Linked DNA regions of Homo sapiens: all the other regions are linked to region 1. A link is a loop called in an ENCODE intact Hi-C map of the cell type or tissue named here. Cell type or tissue: prostate gland. All regions are shown on one strand.

What was found. Peaks named below come from ENCODE experiments on the same cell type or tissue, not always from the same donor. Only the 100,000 strongest peaks of a DNase experiment are listed, where the experiment ranks them.
Region 2: a loop joins it to region 1, with 6 times the contacts of the local background. A loop is called at or near these places in 64 of 110 quality-filtered maps.
Region 3: a loop joins it to region 1, with 4 times the contacts of the local background. A loop is called at or near these places in 42 of 110 quality-filtered maps.

The regions. Positions count from the first base shown.
Region 1 is chr3:156,148,120-156,153,119 of GRCh38, reverse strand. All of the region lies in intron 1 of KCNAB1 (potassium voltage-gated channel subfamily A regulatory beta subunit 1), which reads right to left. Among named protein-coding and RNA genes, the nearest start is that of KCNAB1, 30 kb to the right of the region's middle. In prostate gland, CTCF peaks have their summits at 1,118 and 2,459; DNase peaks (open chromatin) are centred at 1,089 and 2,459; H3K27ac peaks cover 1,030 bases.
Region 2 is chr3:157,079,544-157,084,543 of GRCh38, reverse strand. LINC00880 (long intergenic non-protein coding RNA 880) reads left to right here. Exons shown (of 4, transcript NR_034007.1): 4 at 1,269-2,877. LINC02029 (long intergenic non-protein coding RNA 2029) reads right to left here and starts at 2,703. Exons shown (of 3, transcript NR_135546.1): 1 at 1,626-2,703. In prostate gland, a CTCF peak has its summit at 2,627 (motif pointing right); DNase peaks (open chromatin) are centred at 1,953 and 2,693; H3K27ac peaks cover 2,392 bases.
Region 3 is chr3:156,671,570-156,676,569 of GRCh38, reverse strand. It overlaps TIPARP (TCDD inducible poly(ADP-ribose) polymerase), which reads right to left and starts at 1,980. Exons shown (of 6, transcript NM_015508.5): 1 at 1,774-1,980. TIPARP-AS1 (TIPARP antisense RNA 1) reads left to right here and starts at 857. Exons shown (of 1, transcript NR_027954.1): 1 at 857-3,399. RefSeq lists silencers at 895-1,254, 1,625-1,694, 1,725-1,774 and an enhancer at 2,185-2,484. In prostate gland, CTCF peaks have their summits at 918 (motif pointing left) and 2,311; DNase peaks (open chromatin) are centred at 399, 1,029, 1,469 and 2,129; H3K4me3 peaks cover 2,809 bases; H3K27ac peaks cover 3,229 bases.

The DNA of each region.
Region 1 (5,000 bases):
TCCTGCTTAATAATTTATTTATTCAGCAAATATTTATTGAGCTCTACACTAGATGTCAGATTCTGGGAATGCAGTAATTAACTATACAGATAAAATCCCTGCCCTTTTGGAATTCACATTCCAGTGAGAGAGACAGACAATACAGAAATAAACAAATAAGTGCGCCAAAAGGAAAAATAGAGGTAGAGGAAGAAAGTGCTAGCATGGAATGTTACAAAGAAGTTACAACGAGAGTTAACCTTTTGGGAAGTTACGTATAAAGGTGCCCATCTTATACAATGGTCATCTCTGGAAGTAATCATAGCTCTGTTTTGAAACCGTAACTAGCTTCTAGAGGCATGTATTGTCACTATGCACTGAGTTATAGAGTGCCGTAAAATTCCAAAAGCAGGGTGAATCACTGACCTGTTACAAACCCTTCAAATGCTAAACGGAGAGCTTGGATACTTAATGAGCTGCACATTTTACACCCACACTCTACAATTGTCAGAGCTTCTATCTCATCTGCCTTAGCAAATTAAGAGGAATATCATGAAGGAGAAAATGACAGAAGACAATTGGGTCAAAATCCATTGTCTAAAAATGTTCCATCTAGCCCATTGAGAACCTGCATCTTTCTGAAAGCTCCCACCCCTCCCACAGTGGGTTCACCAGAAGCTAAGGCCAGAATCCATACTCCCGTCACTCTGAATCCAGCTGGTATCAGGCCTCTCCTTCGGCTGCCACTTCAGCCTCTTGGGATGGTTTCCTAACCCAGCTCATTTATGGGCACCTGACTTAGGGGCTAGACAATCCTGAGGTAACCGTGTCTGTGGTCCATCAGTGCTCAGAGGGCCTTACCCCTCTTAACGCCTGGTGACTCCCTTTTAACACACCTACCACTAACACCCACCCTCAGGGGATGTGCTGAGCACAGGGACACAGGGGACCGGATTTATGTAGGCTAATAAGGTCAGCAGGCCTATGAGATCCCTCAGCTTTGGGCCTAAAGTTCCAGAAGAAAACGTGGTAACCCTCGCTGGGTAGCTGTGGGAGACACAGTCGTTGTCAGGGACACGGTAACAATATCCAGGAGACCTTCCTGCAGGCATAACAATTGTGTGGCACCACAGCGCCACCTCCCAACCCAAGGCGGACTTGCAATTAGTCATAGTCTTTCCTTTGACCTCCTTCCTATACTAAAATTAATTTCTCCTGAACTGTTCCAGATTGAAGGAGACCTAAAAGATATGACAACAAAATATTGCCATCCAATACTGATCCTGTACAACTGGAGTAAAAAAATGCCACAAAGAGCATTATTGTGTCAGCTGACAAAATTAGAATACAATGGTAGATTAAAATATCATATTTATGTAAATTTTACCAAAGTTGTTAATTGTATTGGGGATAAGAAAATATCATAACTATTAAGAGATACTGAGGACTAAAAAGCCATGATGTGTGCAACTTAGTTTTAAAAAGCTTGGAAAAATAAATGGAGAGGTGGGTTGTAAGGAGTGAGCATGTGAGAGCATGAACAAAAGTTAAAGCAAATGGGGCAAAATGTTAACAATATGTTAAGGAATAAATAGCCCAGATGTGTTCTTTATATTATTTTAGCAACTTTTCCTTATGTTTGAAATTATTTTCAGATAAAAATTTTAAAATAGTTCTGGCCTTAAGTACTAGACAGTTTGTCTAAAAATAACCTGTACTCCCATCATTAGGGATTCATTTCTTTGGATGATATATTTTGCAGACACTCTATTAAAAAGCATCTATATTTTAAAACTTAGGGAGAATTAGTTGGTAACTAGATAAGGAGAGGAAGAGGAATCACTGGATGGGAGGCACTCGCTCTAAGTGTGGAGAGGTGACACGTGATATGTGAAAACAAACAGTGGGTACAGAGGAGGGCCATCTCCTAACTTGGTGATGAGCCAGGCCCACAAGACCATGGTTCTGAGAGCATTGACAGGCTTTGATATGGCCTTCTCCCGTGCAGTCCAGATAGCACACACGTTCCAGTCTGCTCCATCTTAACTGTGTAACAAGGTGCCTGCACCTGAGGTGGGGCTGACACCAACAGAATATTCTCTGAAAGATGGTAGGGGATGAGATGTCTACTTTTCCTTTCTTCACCAGCCATGCCCAGAGGTCTGTGGTGTAGCTCAGAACCCCCTACGCTAGAAAACTCCCAGACATAGAAAATTTGCTCTATAAAATATCTAACTGGGTTAGGTTATAATAACATAGGCTTGCCATGGAATCTAGGCTTCTCAGAACCTTAGGAATATGCTGGTCTTACCTTTTTAATTTTTTTCTCACTATATAAAATTTCCCATTGTCATAATCAAGGTAAATACATAGATTCAAATTTAAGTTCGAGTCTAGGACTGTCTGAATAAAGTTTTCTGCTAGCAGCGTTTCAGGCAACAGAAGAGCTTCCTTTTCTTTATGAAATAGCACATCCCAGTGGCACTCAAAGGCACTGCAGGGAAATTCAGGAATTGTTTTTCTCTTGGGTGAAAACATCTTTGGCCTACAGTTACTCCTCGGTCATGAAAATCAGATTTCAAAATGCTCACTTTTTTTCAGACGAAACCGCTGTCAACAACTTGTATATAAGAAAGCACGGATCCCTGTAACCCAGTATTGTTCTCAAGCCCTGAATTTCCAGTATTTTCGTCATGCTGCATAAACAAAGCAACTTTTATCCTGGAAAACCCCAAGTGGAAATTTCAAAACAGATTGAATATCTGCCCCTCTCAACAATATTTCAAACCCAAGCAGCACTCGTCTCTCACTCTTGCTTAAATTCTAAGCATTTTCTATCTAAACTGACACTTTGAAAACATACTTATTTTAGAATTTCTATTCCATTCAATAGGAAATAACACGTTCTGTTTGTTTTGAATAAGCCCCTTTCACTACGCCTCCACAGCCCTTCACCAGCAGCCTATTCAGGTTTCAAGTAATCACATACGTCCTGAGCCTGAGCCATCTTGGTGTCATCTACTTTCCTCCAGAAATATTGATGCAAGGAGAAAAACAGCTAGAGAGCTCACAGCAAATAAGCACAGGCCCAGAGACTTACCAAATTAGGTCATCTAAAATAAATCATGTGGACATTTTTTAATACAACCCCCTGCATGAGTAGCATTTTTCTAGGCTATTGATTTTCACAGTCACAGCTCTAGCTATTAATACTTTTCAAGCAGGTCTGAGTGTGCCAAGTGTCTCATGAAAAGGGCAGGTCACAAGAACACATGATGAAAGGGTGTTTTTGGTGGGGTTTGGAGGGTCCTGGGAGGATGAAAGTAAGTGCAATTTAGGAACAAATGTAATTTTCAACTTCCACATATGTCAACCCTGTAATACTATGAAAAGGAGAAAGGGCAAGAGGGATAGTCTTTCCTGGGTATCCACTATATGCCTCTTTGAGAGGATGGCGTTACCCTTTGAAGTAGGGTTTTTCAGCTTCATTTTGTAGATAAGGAAGCAGGGGATGAGAGGAGGGAGGGAAGAGCTTGTCTTTAAATCCTTCTGCTAGAACATCATGTTTGCACTGTGACAGAACCCACAGAGAGGGGTTCAGGTGAAAAATTGTTCCTACTTATCTCTGGAGTCTTTGTTTAATGATCAATGAAAACTCTCATTTATGCCTTCAAATTCTCTGCCCTGACATCTCTGAGAAAAGCTGGTAGCTAAGTGAGGTTTCTCTCTAGTTTTCCTTCCCCTTTTTTTCAATTCCATCCCTCCTGCTTCTATGATAGTCCGTAGTAATGTACCATGCTCGGATACTCGAGCTTTTCTGTTGATCTAGCCTGGAAGCTTCCTTCCTGTTTTCTCTTATTTTAGGTCAGGCTTGGACTATGTCCGGTTTCCTTCTTGGTCTACCATCTAGTAGCTTAGATTAGCGTGGCCACCACTCAGCAAGCACACTCCCCTTTTAACAGAAGTCTCTGAGAACTGATGTCTCCAGTCTAGGGAGATCTTCGGACACTGGGGCAAGCTAATGGGAGAGACACTGCAAGCTGGTGGAAGTTTCAGTCCTTTTCATTTCATTCTGGCTCAAATATTTTTGTTCTAGGCACAATGCCAGGCACTGGAAATGCAGCAGTTGATAAAAGATACCTTCGTATTACATCGTTTGAAGAGTTATTTATTCCCACACTTCCTGAGGCCAAGCTGATTAGGAGCCCATGTGTGAGATAAAAAGAAAGAAAAACAAACACTTTCTGAGTAGATCCTAATAGCAACAGCAAAAAAAAAAAAGAAAGAAAATGAAAAAGCAAGTGATGAAAGGAGGGTGATATGTTCAGAATTGTGCAATATTCTATTTTAGGTGTTTATTTTCTGTCCCTCTATCCTTTATAAATAGACACACACTTCTTTTTGGAAATGCTAAAGATGCCTAAGTGATAGATTACTAGGATTGGTTAAAAAGGAGCTTGAAGCAAGGGAGCACTTAGGTTCCCATGCTAGCAGGCAGTGAGCCAAGCACTTTCACATATGTGACTTTATGGATTTCTTATAATGCCATTGTGAAGTAAGTTAAATTAGGCCCATTTTACAGATATGGAAGCTGAGGCTTAACAAGATTAAGTAGCATATTGTATCTAAGATACAGGAGAAAAGATGGGGCTAGAGCACTATTAGCAGGGAAAAGGAAAGTTCCTACTTGCTCTTTGGTTTCTCTCTTTCCCAACTTCTGAATGGATGCACCTCAATCAAGCAACAAGTATGTACCAGCACTTTCTAAGTGCAAAGGCATTGAAGAAGTATAAAATATAAGTTTTAGTCCTCATCCTCAAGGTCATGATGCACAATTTTGACAATAAGATACACACACACACAAATAACTAACAATCTATATCCTATATAGAGAAAAGTCTGGTGGTCAATGCTGTAGGGGCAAAAGGAGACCCTGTGGGTTGGAGTTACCTAGGCAAGTGGGATGTGTAAGAATATTCCAGGTAGGAAAACTAATGATGAGTAGAGACTCAATGATTCTG
Region 2 (5,000 bases), 930 kb before region 1:
GTTTTCCAAGTTGTTCTCCACAGGGAGATCAAACTCTTTCTGAAATGCACATTGGATCACATCACCTGGCCACTTCAACACTTCAGTGGCTCCCCGTGCATGGCCTTCCCCAGCCTGATTGAGAATCTCACCTCCTTGCTGTCTGCACTCAGGTCACACTTGCCATCTTTCATGGCCTTGAATACACATGTGCAGCCCCACTCTAGGGGTTGCCCAGGACCCACTGGGCTTAGTTAATCTTATTGTTCCTTCAGATTTTATTTCACTCATCATTTCCTCAGAGATTTCCCTGACGTCCCTTATTAACCAAATCCCCTCATTATATACCCAGGACCCCACACATTGCAATGATGTTAACTTGTGTGTGTGTTTGATCAAGGTCCTCTCCTTTTGAAGGCAGGGACCATGCCTGCCTTTGCTGACCCTATATTCTTGGTACCTAGCATAGCCTGGTAAAGAGCAGGGATTCAATCAGTATTTGTTGAATAAGTGAATGAATGAATGAATGAATGAATTATGGGTGCTCTTTGAGGGTACCTGGAGGAAAAACAGAAATGCGGGAAGAATGAGAATTTAATGGAACCCAAAACTGGGGCATAGAAAAGTAATTTGAAGTACACCACCATCCTAAAATGACTTTTGGACTTTCTTTAGACTGAGTGTGAACAACATTTACAGTTAGATGTAACTCCATTCCCCCAAGCTATAGCAGCCTCAGGGAAAACCTAAGATTTCAAGCTGATTTCCAGAGCCTTTGGCTGTGCCTCCTACCCCTGCCACCCCATCCAGCCACACTAGCCCTCCCTCCCTTAGATGCTGATGCTGGCTTTTCTCTGGGGAGGGGAGGAATGGTCGAGTTGGGGGTGGATGACACCTCAGGCCCCCTTACTGAGAGTCTCCATGTGTTACTGCCATCCCTAGCACAGCCCCCACAGCCTTTATCCCAGCATGATCTACTTGCTGCCCATGGCTCCACTCTGCTGCATAGGGCACCTGACGGCCACCATTGCTGTGACTGCCCTTGCTGGGGCCTCTACTCTTGGCGGTGGGGGATTTTTTTCTACAAGTGTGGAAAGCTTTTCAGCAAGCCACTGGTGGAGCAATTGATTCCCCTCTTCTTTCCCTTAGATGATTCCCACCCTTCCTTCATTGTCATCTCTCTTAGCAGTTTTGTAGCAGGCAAATAATTTTCCCTTATTTGTTCAAAAATCTTAAATCTAGGAGTATAGGACCTGCTAATTGTTATTATTTCCTAATTTCTGTTTCAGGGCTCAGGGAGGACTGACAGGACTAGAGTTGACAACCATTCATCCAACAAACATTTACTGCACGAGGAAGAGAGGTGATCAAGGCACTGCCCTTGTCCCCAGGAAGCTCGCCAGTGCATGGGACTGTGCAGGTGTCTTCACCTCTGCATTAGGCATTCGATGTCAGGCCATGGCTGAGCATCCATCCTCTCTATGCTAATTTTTTCCAAAAGTCAAGAGTTTGGAAGAACACTAATGTGTTTTTCTTCCAGCCTTTCCTATACAAATGACAACATCATTACCCTCAGCTTTTAAAGTGCAAGTCTGTACAGAGATCCCAGAGTCAAGGAGGGCGCCTGAGTCATTTGAAATAATTACCTTTTTTTTTTCCTGCCTGAGTCTTGCATATCTGTGAATCAGCAATGTGGAAACTGGGCTTCAAAAAAATTAAGGGAGGCTTAAAGTGAGCAAAGCAGAGAAGAGCATTGGCAAGAGCTGAGCGCTGCCACAGCAGGAACATCATGCCGATCGTCATCTAAGGGAGCTCATGGTGCTGTCTGCCTCCTCTTAGCAACATCCACACAGGCTGGTACAGTCAGATCATTGTGACTTGGACAGGGATGAAAATACTCAGCTGACACCAATAGCTCCCAGCACAGCCAGGGTATTCTAGAGGTGTGTGGTGTCAGGACAGCCTGTGCGGCCTCATTTATTTACCTGAGTCATCTGAACAAAGCGGTGACTGGCTTTGCCTGGCTCTGGCAAGGACTCGCAACAAAGCCAAAGCCTCTTCCTCCACGGCCTTTGCTCCTGCAGCACAGCACTGGCATCTTTTTAGCATCATAGACACTGTCACGTGGCAATCAATGACAGATGAACTGTCCCTTCCCTGGGCCACAAGCTCTTCAAGGCGGGAGCCTCAGCCCAGTTTCTTCCATGTCTCCAGCGCCCAGCACAGGGCCTGGCTTCTAGCTGGTTTCTGATGAATAAACGAATGGCTATAGAGATGTACTCTTCAAAACACAAGGGGCTTCTATAGTGGCAACATGTTCAGTAGCACAGTGCTGTATTGGTTCTTTACAGCTTGCAGGACCCAAAGAAGGAATGATTTTTGTTTCCCGGGAAAGGTGTACCTCGTGGGGGCACTGCTCAAGGGAAGGTGCCCACAAGTTGGGGATCAAGGGAGGCACAGGTTGATCAAAGCCCCTGGAATTGAAATGGAGGTGTTCATCCTGCGGAGGCTCCGAACATCTGAGGCAGAGCCTCGATTCTCCAGGAAATTGACTTTGCCGGAGAACAAGGCTGGGGAAGGCAGGCTGTCCTAGGGGAGGAGTCGTATTTCAGCCCCACTGAGACCCCAAAGGCGCACTCCCATGCTTTACCCCAGCTGTCCACCAGGGGGCAGGCAGAGGCAAGAGAAGAGGAAAGCGGGCGGCTGGTCAGGCCCAGCACATCCAGCCTGGCATCCCACACGCTGGGCTGCCTGACTCAGACAAAGCCAGGCCGCTCCTCCTGCCTGTTGTGGCCTCTGTGATTTTATATGGTTTGGCCTGTGACATCAGACACCACGCGACCATGGTAACCAAAGTATACAGCCTGGAGTGAATGTTAATAAACAGGAAAGAAATGATACCTGGTGTCTTGCTTTACTCACCATTTGCGGTCTTGTTATCCACGCCTAATGTCTCCTTTATTACCACGAGCAATCGAGATGTACCTGAATTCAGCAAGTTTTAAAAATGAAAAGCTAAACTGGGGAAATGTGAGTTGGTTTCCTTGTTTAACTAACTTTGAAAATAGTGCCATGAGTGACCACTGCCTCTTGATATCCTGCTCAGCATTCCTCTTACGTACAAACATGTAATTTAAAGGGAAAATTATTTCCTTGACAATCCCCACATGCCTTCAAAAGTCATTTTCCCCAAAGAAACGTCAGGTGATGGGATCCCTTAATTGGTTAAAGTTTTTCCTAATATCCTCAAGGATTGAAGAAAAACAGCACACCTGTCTTCCTATACAAATTATCATCCTATACAAATTAATGGGCCCAGAGGCCCAGATCTAAAACAAACTAGGACTGAGTATAAAGGAATAAATGTTTTACCAGGCCAGATCACAGAAGTGAAAATCTTTGTGTAGAGATGAGAGCTGCTTCATACAACATCAGAGAGTTTGAAGGTTATAGTTCTCCTGCCTACCAAGAATATCTGATTAGAAGCTTTTTAAACTTTGCCTTAGTGAAGTTAAAGACTCTTTAATAAATTGCATCTTTAATTAGAATAAGAACAAACCAATCATATTACATGAACCAATAGAGAATGATAAAACAGTCCTAAAAGAAATGGTTTTCTAATGGAATCAGAATTCATATGCAAACCTTTTCATGCTGCAGACTTTTTTGAAAAGTCCCGATTTCATTCCAATAGTATTCACAGCTGAGAAATATCTTTTAAAGATATAGCATGATATCAAGTTACTTTAATAGTTTGCAAAATGCTCTCAAGAATTACCTAAAAATATGCAGTTTCTATGATACCATAGATGAGTTCATCTAAAATTGTTTGATCTTCAATTAAAAACATAAACACACTTGGATATATTTGGACACAGATGTTGCCAGAGTTTCCAGATTTCATTGTTCAAAGGTATTTCATAAATATGAAAAAATGTGTTCAGAAGGCGTCCATCTGATTGGGTATTCAGGCTTACAAAGAAAGTAATTACAGGGGCAGAGACTGGGAGTCAGCCCTCATTCATCTCAATTCTCTCTCACATATCAGCATAGCTTGACTTTGATTTTTTAGATGCAAGTAAAGGACATTGATGTAATTCAAATAAATTAGTTTTTTTCAAATATCCTGAGGAGTCTGGAATCAGACATGACAGACTTGATGGACAAAAGCCTGAAGGAGAACCAACTCTGAAGTCGTCATAATGGTTCTAAAAACAGTGTCTTTCCTTCTTATTGACCTAAATTTTCATCTTCTTTCTAGGGAACATTTGCTTGCCAGGTCCTTGGAAAAGGTCCACCTTTGGCTTCTCCTCTCCCTTCCTTCTCTTCTGCGTTTGCGTCTTCCATTGAGATTCCCACCGGGGAATGTCGCTGCCGCCATGGCATCCTCTGGTCAGCTGAAGTGACCTTCAACCTTCCTTGCCTTTCTCTGAGGGCAGGGGCCTTGCTTCTCCCATTAACAAAGCACTTTCGGGCAACTTTTAGGTTTCTTCACGGTTGATTAAACTGTGTTTATTTAGGACCCTTCTCCTCTTTCTGTTTCCGGCTGCTGACCTTTCTGCTGGTTCATTGTTGGAGGAGAACACTCACAGGGCAGTCTATCTGACTGCTTGTTAGCAGCTTTGGTAAAGATTTTGTTCTGGAAAACGTTCAGCCTGTTGAAATACTAGTGCATCTTCAAAGCATATGACGTTTTGCTTGGATAGTGTTCAGAGTTGCTGTTACTGGGTAAGGCCAGAAGCACATGAAAGAGAGAAACCTGAGGTAGCCTGTGAGCTGTAACTGCTAGCATCTCCCTTGAACCTGGTGCATGTTGATCTTCTTGCATGAAGCTCCATATGGCTTCACTTGGTATGTTGTGGTTCTTTTTTTTTTTTTTTTTTTTTTTTTTTGAGCTGGAGTCTTGCTCTGTCGCCCAGGCTGGAGTGCAGTGGCACAATCATGGTTCACTGCAGCCTTGAACTCCTGGGCTCCTGAGCAACTGGGACTATGGGCGCGTGCTGCCATACCTACAAAAAAAA
Region 3 (5,000 bases), 520 kb before region 1:
CCAATAAAGTGCCTAGCTACCACAATGCACACAGCTGGTGTTCCATATATATTTTGTTGGCTGAATTAGTTAAGAAAAGCACATATTAAATGCTTAGTTCTTTGTTGTTTGTGGGTCAACAACAAAAGGTAAAACTGAGTGTCCCCAAAAGTGAATATTAAAAATTTAATTGGAGAGTCATAAATCTATGTGTAAGAAGTCCATCAAATTCAGAAAAGTAAAATACAAAGCAGTTTATAACGAAGTATTAAATTTACATGATAAGTACAAAAGGAAAAGGCAGAAAAAGGAGAGTTCACTGTAAGCTGGCATTGTTAGGGAAAGCTTCACGAAGAAGGAGGGATCTGACATGAGACATAAATCAACTGGAAAGGAGCCAAGCCAGGCGTTATTATTCATCATTTGGTGTTATTGCCTCAAGGCACAATTGGCACAGATTGTGGTATTCCCTCTCCACCATACCAAACCGGCCTGTGCTTTCCCCACGCGCACACTCTCTAACCACTCCTATCAAACCCAATCAAGGTAAAATAGACACTAAATCGATTTTATTTATATGTGTGTCTGCGCGTACACACGCAAGCGCGCGCGCGCAACTTTTCCTATTATTGCCCTTTCATCAAACTCGGAAACAAAACTGGGAGGAAGAAGCAGAGAACTGGAGAAGTGGCTGGAGGGGGAAAGCCACTAGAACCTAGCTCCTCAATTAGTTTTCATAACAGAAAAATAAAGATGAGAAGAACACATCCTCCGGTCTCCAGCGGCAGGCGACACACCGCGACACCCCTCACCTCGTGACGCTGGGGTTCTGCGGCACTCCCGGCCAAAAGCACTTTCCGAAAAAACTGCCGCTCCAAAGCCTGCCCGCCCGCCGCCGCGCGACACCCCGGCGCCGAGCCCGGGTCCGAGTGACGCCTCCTGTTGGCCGCGGCGGTTTGCTCAGCTCCTGGTCCCGGGCCGCGCCAACTCCGCGCAGTGCAGCTGAGGCGCCGCCCGGCTCTGCAATTCCGGGTGTTCCCGGGCGTCCCCGCCCCCGCCTTCCCCTCAGCAGGCGCCTGGGCGCCCCCCAACTCCTGTCCAGCCTCCTTCGGACCAACGACCCGCCCCGGCCTCCCTGCATCCCAGAGACTACTCGCGGCGCCTTCTCTCTCTAATTCTTCTTTACCCCCTCAGCTCACCTCCCGAGGAGCGTCCAACGGGTCTTGGGGGCTCGCAGAACTGAGCCGCGAAGCGCGGGGGAAAGGCGGCGAGCGCTTCCCGCGGCGGCGGGGAGGAAGACGAAGACTTGTGCGCTCTCAAAGTTAATGTGAAAACATCTTCCAAACTTCTGGGCTGCAGCCCGAAACGCGGGGTAGCCGGAAGGCTCCCGTAGCTGCCGTGCCCTCCCCCCCGGGGTCTGGGAAGGGCTCCTAGGCGCCTCAGAGCACCCGGGGTCGGCCCGCGGGGGAGGCCGCATAGACGCGCCCCCACCCTGACGAACGGGGAAGGGGCAGGCGCCTGCGACCCCAACTAAATCCTTCGGCGCCTCGGTCTGATGTATACACCTGCCACAGGCTCTAAGTGCCTAAGAAGTGTAAACCAATTCCATCTTCATGCTGACGGGACCCGAGTGAATTCGGTACAAAGGGCAGTCTCAAAATCAATCACCCCGATCCGCGAGAGCCCCGCACACTGCCGGCGCGGGGCCGGGGCCGGGGCCGGAGCCGCGAGGCCGGCGCTCGCACTCCCCGCTAGGGTTCTTCAGCCCCTCAGTGCCCTCCCGGAGCCCTTTACCTGAACGGGAGCCTGAGAGAACGGACGACAGGAGCCGAGTGGAAAGCAGTGCCCGCGCCGGAGATCAGCGCCGAGGGCGGGAGCCGACGTCTAGGGACCACAGAGCCGCGACGCGGCGAGCCGCGCACGGGCCATTCCGCCGCCGCGAACGCAGAAAGCCTCGACCGCGCTCCGAGTCCAGCCAGCTCGCCTGTCACCTCGATCTCTGCTTTAAGTGGCTTCCGGTCGCCTCCTCCCGACGGCCCGTCGCGGAGGCGGAGCCTGGGCGGCCGGAGTTCGGTGGGGTGGGGTGAGGAGGCCGGGCGCTCAGTGGGTGTCGGGAAGAAGACCCGCCCCCTGCGCGCGCGTGCGCGTTCGTTCGAGGGGAGGCGCGCGAGTTCTGTGCGGTGGACTTATGCTCCCGCGAGGGGGCGTGTCCTTTCTCGCGTCCGCAGTGTCCCTGAGGGTCCGCGTCTACACGCGGCTGTGAGGAAGGAAGGCGCGTGCCGCGTGGGACGGGCTCCACCTGCCTGCGGACAGATGGAGGGTCACTTTGTTCCGAGAAGACCCAGACACCCGAGGGAGGATGTGAAACGGAACGACCCGTTTCGGTGCGGTTGGCTTTGTTTATTTGCCTACTCCCCAGACGCCTCCAGCCTCTGATTCCGGCACACCCTGTGAGGAAGCAAACGGCTGCCTCCCCCACTGCCACCAGACGAGGTCGCCTGCCCCGAGCCGGACAGGCTGGACAGGCTGCGCACCTGCGGCGGCCGACTATTTCGTGGGCCTTGTACGCCACCTTGCAGAAGGGAAGCTGTGAGGTTTTGGCGATAGAAGCGCATTTACTTGTGTTTTAAAGCCCACAAACGCCGTAGTGACTAACTTATTCATTCAGCAAATGTCTGTCAGAGCGTCTATTACGTACCAGGCATGTAGCCTGAACTTCACGCCTGTCCTCATGGAGCTTGCAGAGCACCTCTGAAATACACACCACATACGGAATGGCCATATTTTCTGGGTTGTAAAATACTTTGAATTGTAACTCCATATATTGAATAGATTTTCAGTAGTGAGGGAAGAAACAATACATTTAGTTCATATAATCCATATGTACGAAAAAGAAGTGCTGGTAATTCCAGACATGGAAGTCAGTAAAACTAGGAGCTAAGAGGTAATAATCATAGACATTATGATTCTAAGCCTTTGTTAAACGGTTCTAAACCAGACTGGGTAAGCGCACCAGCAATGAATAGATTAAGGGTGTTATCTCCTTAGCAGCTTATTTCAAATTGCATCAAGGCAGGGCCATTAAACTAAGGTGAGAATGATATGGGCGGAATTCAGAGGACAATAGGTAAAAGATGAAAATCTTTACATTTAAAATCTTATTGAGACAAGATCTTGGTCAGTGTCTACTCATACATAGAATTGCCTAGAAGCTAATATTTGAGTTTACCATATTACTGTTGGCTTTCTATTTTTCTCATTTGTTCTGTTTCTTTTCTGTCCTTTTGTGCCTTCTTGTAGATTATTAATTCCACTCCCTTGTAACAATTAGGTTGTTATACATTCTTTATGCTTTTAGTAGTATTTCAGTTATTTATTGCTGTGTTCAAACCACCCCCAAAATATAATGACTTAAAACAATGGCTCTTTTATTTACTCATGATTCTGAATTCTCTGGCACAGGAATTCAGTCAGGGCATAGTACAGGTGGCTCATTTCTGCTCCATGATGTCTGGGGCTTCAATTAGCGTGGGCATACTGGGGCCTGGCTGGAATGGCTTAACTAGGGTCATAAGTCTTGGGACTTAAGGATGGAGATGGAGTTTCATGACAAAAATGAAGTGAACATGATGTGGAAAATATGGACATGGAAGCCACGAGCTAAGGATGCTGGAACAGAAAGAAGGCTGTTAGCTACATACCTTGGTTTTTCTCTACATGGCTTCTCCATATGGCTAATTTAGGCTTCCTCACAGCATCATAATCTTAGGATTGCAAGAGGGGACATTCCAAAAAGACAAGCCTCAATGTGCAAGCCTTTACTTTTATCATGCTTACTAATGTGTCACTGGCCAAAGCAAGTCTCATGGCCAAGCTCAGCGTCAGTGTGGGGAGGAACTACACAAGATTGTGAATATTGGGAGGTGTGACATATTGGTAGTCATTTAGACTAGGGACAGACCACCTTAATCCAATCAAGAGAATAATTAAAAGTTACTTCCAGGGTATAGCCCAGTTCCAACTTAAAATCTTTCCTCCTTAGGTCCTGAACTCAATATTTTTACCCACCCAATCCCACACCCACTCCCCTTGAGGCAGTTGAAAACTCTGGCTAGTTTCTCAGCCTCTCTCCATTACTGCTTTCTGAATGTTAATTGCCTCGAAGGGAAAAGTGGCACCAAATTCTGGACTCAAAATCTTGGATTTAGGCCCCTCAGACTGTTGAAGTTCTACTGCTCCAGAAAAGGTATCCTCTACAATCTCTACCTCGGACGTGGCCCATCTTTTTTTGAAGGAGGGATGACAGTGTGCCTAGCTGAAAAATTCATTTCCCTAGAGCCCATGGGGTTATGGATGGCCATGGGATACACTTCTAGACACATGCTTGAGATTTCTGGAAAAGCGTTTCCTTTCCTAATAGAGTCACCCCTTGAATTTCTTCCTTTTTTTCTTTCTTCTAGAGTAATAACAGGATGGAGATGGAGTTTCATGACAAAAATGAAGGTGAATATGATGTGGAAAATACAAAGATGGAAGCAACAAGCTAAGGATGCTGGGGCAGAAAGATGGAACCTGGGTTACTCATGACATCTTGAAACTGCTGCAGCCATCCTAGACTGGCTGCCTCTAGACTTAATATGTTTAGAAAGTAAATCCCAATTTTATTAAACTGTTATCTGTTATGTATATATGAACACATTCTTAGCTAATAAACTATCATGTCTCCTAACTAGTCTTCTAGGCTCTACCAGTTAGATAGTAATGTGAGTTGGTATGTCAGAAATACAAGAGCTGTCACAAAGCAATACAACTCCTATAACATTTCCTGATAATTCTGTAAATATACCAAATCATTGTAAGATTAAGAAACATGTTAATTAAAAACAGGAAGTAGAAGAAATAACGATGCCCATAGTTGAACATTTTAAAGTCTCATTTTGGCCACGCAGTGGCTCATGCCTGTAATCCCAGCACTTCGGGAGGCTAAGGCAGGAGGATCAGTTGAGAGCAGGAGTTTAAGA